Linked DNA regions of Mus musculus: region 1 is linked to region 2. Evidence: chromatin loops called from intact Hi-C (ENCODE). Cell type or tissue: heart. All regions are shown on one strand. Links, peaks and the distances in the headings refer to the core of each region. The heading gives the core; the rest is flanking DNA.

The links. Hi-C counts contacts between places; a loop is a spot of excess contacts. Peaks named below come from ENCODE experiments on the same cell type or tissue, not always from the same donor. Only the 100,000 strongest peaks of a DNase experiment are listed, where the experiment ranks them.
Region 1: a loop joins it to region 2, with 1.8 times the contacts of the local background. A loop is called at or near these places in 1 of 42 quality-filtered maps.

What each region holds. Positions count from the first base shown.
Region 1 is chr7:141,923,988-141,926,789 of GRCm38, forward strand. Gm32539 (a long non-coding RNA gene) reads left to right here and starts at 316. Exons shown (of 3, transcript XR_378616.3): 1 at 316-794; 2 at 1,445-1,596. In heart, for the core only: a CTCF peak has its summit at 1,136 (motif pointing left); a DNase peak (open chromatin) is centred at 1,144; H3K27me3 peaks cover 484 bases.
Region 2 is chr7:142,094,130-142,096,931 of GRCm38, forward strand. It overlaps Dusp8 (dual specificity phosphatase 8), which reads right to left and starts at 1,155. Exons shown (of 7, transcript NM_008748.3): 1 at 794-1,155. It overlaps Gm32786 (a long non-coding RNA gene), which reads left to right and starts at 37. Exons shown (of 7, transcript XR_870057.3): 1 at 37-210; 2 at 1,548-1,949; 3 at 2,731-2,802. In heart, for the core only: CTCF peaks have their summits at 1,357 and 1,675; DNase peaks (open chromatin) are centred at 222 and 1,212; H3K4me3 peaks cover 1,891 bases; H3K27ac peaks cover 1,882 bases; H3K27me3 peaks cover 1,092 bases.

The sequences.
Region 1 (2,802 bases), core at 88-2,587, 170 kb before region 2:
TCTCTTGCGTCGCTTCTGTTTGTCATTCGCTGACTCCTTGTCCACCTGCAACCAGAGACCCGTTCCACACAGATAGGAGACCCAAAAGGGGGATAGTCTGTGGCAATTCATAGGGCCATTGTTGTGCTCACCTCGTCCAGCAAGAAAAACACAACACGGTCGGATTCTTCTCAACAGCCTTCTTTATTTCAGGAACACCTCGATGCTACGGGAACCCGGGAAAGCCAGGGAGGACTGCTTATATACACCCCAGCACTGGGGAGAGCTATGTGTCCTCCTGGGATTGGTCAGTCTGCCAGCAGATTGATTTGTATGCACCCGCTTGGGAGGGGTTGGCGCCAGATTCGGGCTAGCGCCTGCGCAGTGCCATTGTTTACGACGGTGTACCGGAAGCCGGCGCCATCTTTTAGGTGCCCAGCTGCCTACAGCTCATAACTCTACCAAGACTGTATAAGATCGCAAGCAGTAAGTGTTGGGGAGGAGAGATGCCTTTGTGAAGCTACCTGCAACCTGTGTTCTATCAAAGAAGCTTTAAGTCCTTGGTTCACCAAGCTAGACTTGGGTGGAAAGGATGTCTTCGATCTGCCCTTGATACCTTACCTAGAGTGAACAAACATTTTGTTCACGTCTCCCCCAGAAAACGTCACAACAGAGGCAGGAGGACAACCTCACAGAAGTAGATGCACCTGGCTGTGATTCATGGTTTTAGAGTGGACTTCAGAACCCCTTGAAAAGATAATATAGCTGAAAGAGTGACTGTTTCAGTCAGCTGATTATGGAGAAAAGATGTCCAGGTGGGAACACTGTGTTCTATGACCCTGGCTCTGTGGGAGAGGACATTAAGAACAGAATGGAGAGAGGGGCTCCCAGTTCTCAAGTTCTTCCAGCCACCTCCTAGGACCATTTGAATTTGATGCACCTCAGAGTGTTTGCTTCTGCAGGCTGTCATAGTGTTGAGCCTGCCTCTTGTAAGGCTCCATCCTCCCATCCTACACCCACAATTGTTCCCTAGCCTCCTCTGAACAATGTTTCCAAATAAGAGGGAAGAAAGGCCACTGATCAGAAATCAGAAATCACCGGTCCTGCCTGCAGAAACCAAGTCAGGGGACCTCTAGCGCCACCTGGCGGTCGAGGTGCAAGAGTCTCCACCCCCCTCCGCACCCCCAGAGGGGTGAAGGAGGGAGGGGATTCGAAGGCCAGGCTACAGTAGCCAGGATGGCCATGAGGTTTTCCAGCTCTTGAGCTTCCCAGCCAGCTTACCATCACCTTTTCGACTTTTCTGTCTCTGTATCTATCTTTGTCACCAGGTCTCTCAGTTTCACCTCCTCCCTCCTTTTAAAATGCTTTCTATTGATCTTCTGTTTCTTTCCCCTGCCCTGGCTTTACTCCTACAGCAAGAAGGAGCACTGCCCTTCACTGGCACCCTGACCCCCTTCTTTTTTAGGATCTGGAGGTGGTTTATGTGGCCAGAGTATCCCCAGAGCTGAGATTCCTCCAGTGACTGACGGCTTCGTGGTCCACTGGGCTCCTGGAGCATCAGACAACAATGGACAGCCTTTAAATTGGTGGCCGTTTGCCGCTGCTCAGGCGCTAACAGTAAGTGTCCCTTTTCTGAGTCTCTGGGCAATAGTGGACAGAGACATAGCTGTCCCTGAGAGGACAAAACTGACCACCTGAGTCCAGCACCCTGTTTCCATCAGCATCTGTACCACATCCCTCAACTCTATTTCCAGAGCATTATCAAGGGTCCACAAGGACTTGGCATTTCAGGAGATAAGCCAGAGAAACATGGAGGACAAAGCCAGAGCAGAGAGGAGAGCCAGGCCATGTGGGAGTGAGCAATAGGGTGTGCACATATGTGTGGCTGAGGTAGGTGAGGGGTCTACCACATGCCTGTGTAGCCGTGGCACATGATTTGTCCTCATATACTGTGGAGGTATTGTACACAAAGGGACTTTGTATGTATGTATACATGTGTGTAGTTCATGTACATGTATGAGCATAGATATCTGCACAAAGGTACATGATGTGGTTATAGACAAATGTAGTGGAGTGTGGGTATATAGTTGTGCATATGAATTGTGATGTGTGTGTGGTTATGTAGCACACATACATATCTGTTTTGTGTGCACATACATGAATGTGTAGTACATAGTGGGCATACAGACATGCAGGTCTCAGAGTGTAGTTGGCATGTGTGCATTGTGTGTGTAGGTGTAAGTGCACACATACGTATGTGGGGCCTTTCTGATCCAGTGTATGGGACTCTTCTTGTTTCTGGGGGAACCTTGGCTAATGACACCCACCTACCAAGAGAGTGGTAGGCACTGCACCCAGGTGCTAAGATGACCCACAAAACAATAACACACCAGTGTGTGTGTGTGTGTGTGTGTGTGTGTGTGTTGGCATCACACCATGACTGTCCCAAATGCTGTAGAGTAATCATCCCTTGGAGGAATGGTTGCCCCAACTGGGTGGACCACAGGGGATCACTTCTGATGTTGATAGAAATACTTTCTGGTGCATGATAAGATATGAAGGGAAGCTACCAGAAAATAGATACAGGATTAAAACATGCAACCCACCCCTGAGATGAGAAGTGGAACAAAGAGAGTTCAGTTGACATGGCGATGACTAGTGTCTTAGTGATCTTTTTATTCTCGTATAACACACCATGACCAAGGCAACTTATAAAAGGAAGCATGCAATTTGGCTTACTGTTTCATAGGGTTACAGTCCATAATGGTGGAGCAAAGAAACAGCTAAGAGCTCACATCTTGATCCATAACCATGAGGCAGCGA
Region 2 (2,802 bases), core at 139-2,638:
ATGCCACACTGGTCCCCCACCCCCATCACTGCACCATCAAGGCCCCCAATCTATCTGCTGCAGGCGCAGCACACCCTGTCAACAAGGAGTCAGAGGCCAATTTATTCCAAGAGGTCTGATCTAGTGGAAGCTGAGCCTGTTCTTGCTCCTCCACCTGCAAGGTTTGGCACAAGGGTACCAGCAGCATCTGACTGGCCGCTCCCTCCCAAGGTAGGCAGAGAGGCCAGGGAGACAGGCTGCAGGAGGCAGCCGTGCCGGCCCCTCCCCCAGCATCGCGCCTACAGCCTCTGCGTCGGGTAAGGATGTTCTTTATCCGCAGAGGCGAGTGGAGCACCATGAAGTGGGGGTGACGGGACAGCCATGCGAGTCGAAGAGTGGGGGGGGGTCCTATAGCTTCCTCTCCAGATAAGGAGCCTACCGCAGGCCGGAGCCGACCCTCTGGCGTCGGAGGTTTCGCATCCCCCTGCCCGCTGCAGCCGCGGACGACCTTCTCCAAATCTGGCTGCCAGCGGGGGCGCTTCGCAGGGACTCTCACCGATCTGTGCTGGATCTCAGCCCTCCCCCGCGAATCCCTAGGTCTCTTATATATATCCCTCCAGATAAGAAGGAATATGCCGAGAAAGACAGCGCACTGCAGGCGCGGATCTGCAGCGCGCGCCGCTCGCGGGGCAGAGCCATTTATTCTCGGTGCTCCAAAGAGCTTCTTCCTTCAGGGCACACAACCGCAAAAACCTCCGCACGTCCTGGGCCCACACCCGGCTTAGGACTCGACCGCTGTCAGCGCCTGGCTCACCTGGCTCTCGCTTGCCCTGGGGTTGCCCCCAACGCCGGTGCCGCGCTCAGGGCGCCCGCTCCGTTCCGCCACCCATGGGCCCGTCGGGGGCCCGCGTAGCCGGGGCAAGGGCCGGAGAGGCGCGCGGGGCGCGTCGCCGCCGCCGCCGCCGTCGTCGCCGCCACCGCGGGGAGCGCTCGCTCGGGACGGAGCGCGCGTACTGCGGTCGGGCACGCGCGCTCACGGCGCGCATCCCAGCCCGCGACTTGGCGGGCGCGGCCGGCAGCTCCGGCCCGGCTCAGCGTCCGGCGTCCGGCGTCCGGGTGGGGCGGGGGTCCGCGGAGCCGGCTCGGCCACCGCGGGAGCCGCGAGTGACAGGCCCGGGGCGGAGGGCGGGGCTGCCGGTGGGGATGAGGTCATGCCGAGCGAAAAAGCCCCTGACGTCACCTGCAGCCAATCAGAGTGAGCCGCTCGGGGGCAGGTGACGTCAGCGGAGCGGGCGCTGGGTGCGGAGCCCTGGCGGCGGCCGTGGGTCTCTCTGCCACCGCCCTCCGTCCCCCGCGCCCCAAGCTTCTCGGGCATCGGTTCTTAAAGGGGCCACGCACGCCGCAGCTCCCCACCTCCAGGAAGCCTTCCCAGCTCAGGGCTCCTGGTATCCCCAAGAACCCTCTGCCTCGCGGCACTCTAACCAGCGTCTACTGTCCTAGTATGCAAGGGTCTCCCTCTCTCGGCCCGCCTGGACTGAACCTGTCACGGATTTCTCTCCTTCCCTTAGCCTTTGTTCGCGAGAGGACGCCCTCCCAGAGTGCGCCTCCCCTGCCCCAGTGCGGCCCAGGGAAAAGGGTCATGGAGAGCTGCGGCCGCAAAGGGCCTTACCTGCAGCATCCGCGTTTGTCCTCTCCACGACCCCTGGAGGTGGAAGTCCAGCTCTACACTTTGCAGAAGAAGCTCCTAGGCGATGTGGTTTGCCTCAGGTCACTCATCCCGGGAAATCAGGGGGCGGGGCTCCAGACCCACCGGTGTGCTCCCCAGGGCGGCGCTGCCCCCCTACCTATGACATCCAGTTCTTGACAGCTTCCAATGAAAAGCCGCTTGGAAACGACCTCTACTCCCACCCGGACATCTCCCCTGCCCGCTGGGGACTGTCGGCTCCATCCCACTGTGTGAACACAACCACGTGAGCACTCAAAAAACATGGGTAATTACAACTAGGGCAGAAATACACAGGGGTCAGGCAGGTCTCAGAGGAAGGGGAGTCTTGTGCCAAAGTGGTCCACCTGCAAACATAAGCCACGTTTCCCTTAGTTTTCCCTCCTCCTCGGGAACAGGTTGGCAGAAAATTCTTTATTGTATGCCAGGCTGGTCTCAGCCTTCTGAGTGATGAGATTACTAGCACCCACCATGATGCCAGACCTTCTCAGATACTTCAAAAACGTGGCCCTGACTAGGTGGACAGTGAGGTGACCAGATAATATGAGTCTCGTGGGGGGTGGGAGGGGGGTGGAGTGTCCTGAACTTTCCCTGGAAGTCCAGCCTCTCACTCGATGAAGGGCAGAGTTTAGGAGATGGCTGGTTGAAGGAAGGGTCACAGAGAGTGAAGCAGGCACAAAGGAAGGAGCACTCCTTTGCTAGTATAGATTGTGTGAAGAATACTGCAGACCACACTAGGTGCTGGGCAAGGCTCTGCAGGGACCTTCTCCTTTACCCTACTGTATCCAGCTTGGCTTGGTTCATTATGAGTGTTTAGAACCGGCTTGCAGAAACCTCTCTATGTAGCCCAAGGGGAGTCTGGGAGTCTAGCCTGGGATTAATACAGGTTGGAGGGAAGAGGTGTCTCTGGCTCAGAAATAGCACAAAACAAACAAACAACTTGGGAGTGCTGCCAGGAAGGAAGCATGGGGAGCCCCAGGGATGTTTGGGGTTGGCTCTGGGTTCAGATCTTTGTCTCCTTGACTCAGGCTGAGCCCTAAATGCTGTTGATACCTCCTGCTGAAGGTAGCCCTCGAGGCTGAAGATGGCCAGCTCTACTG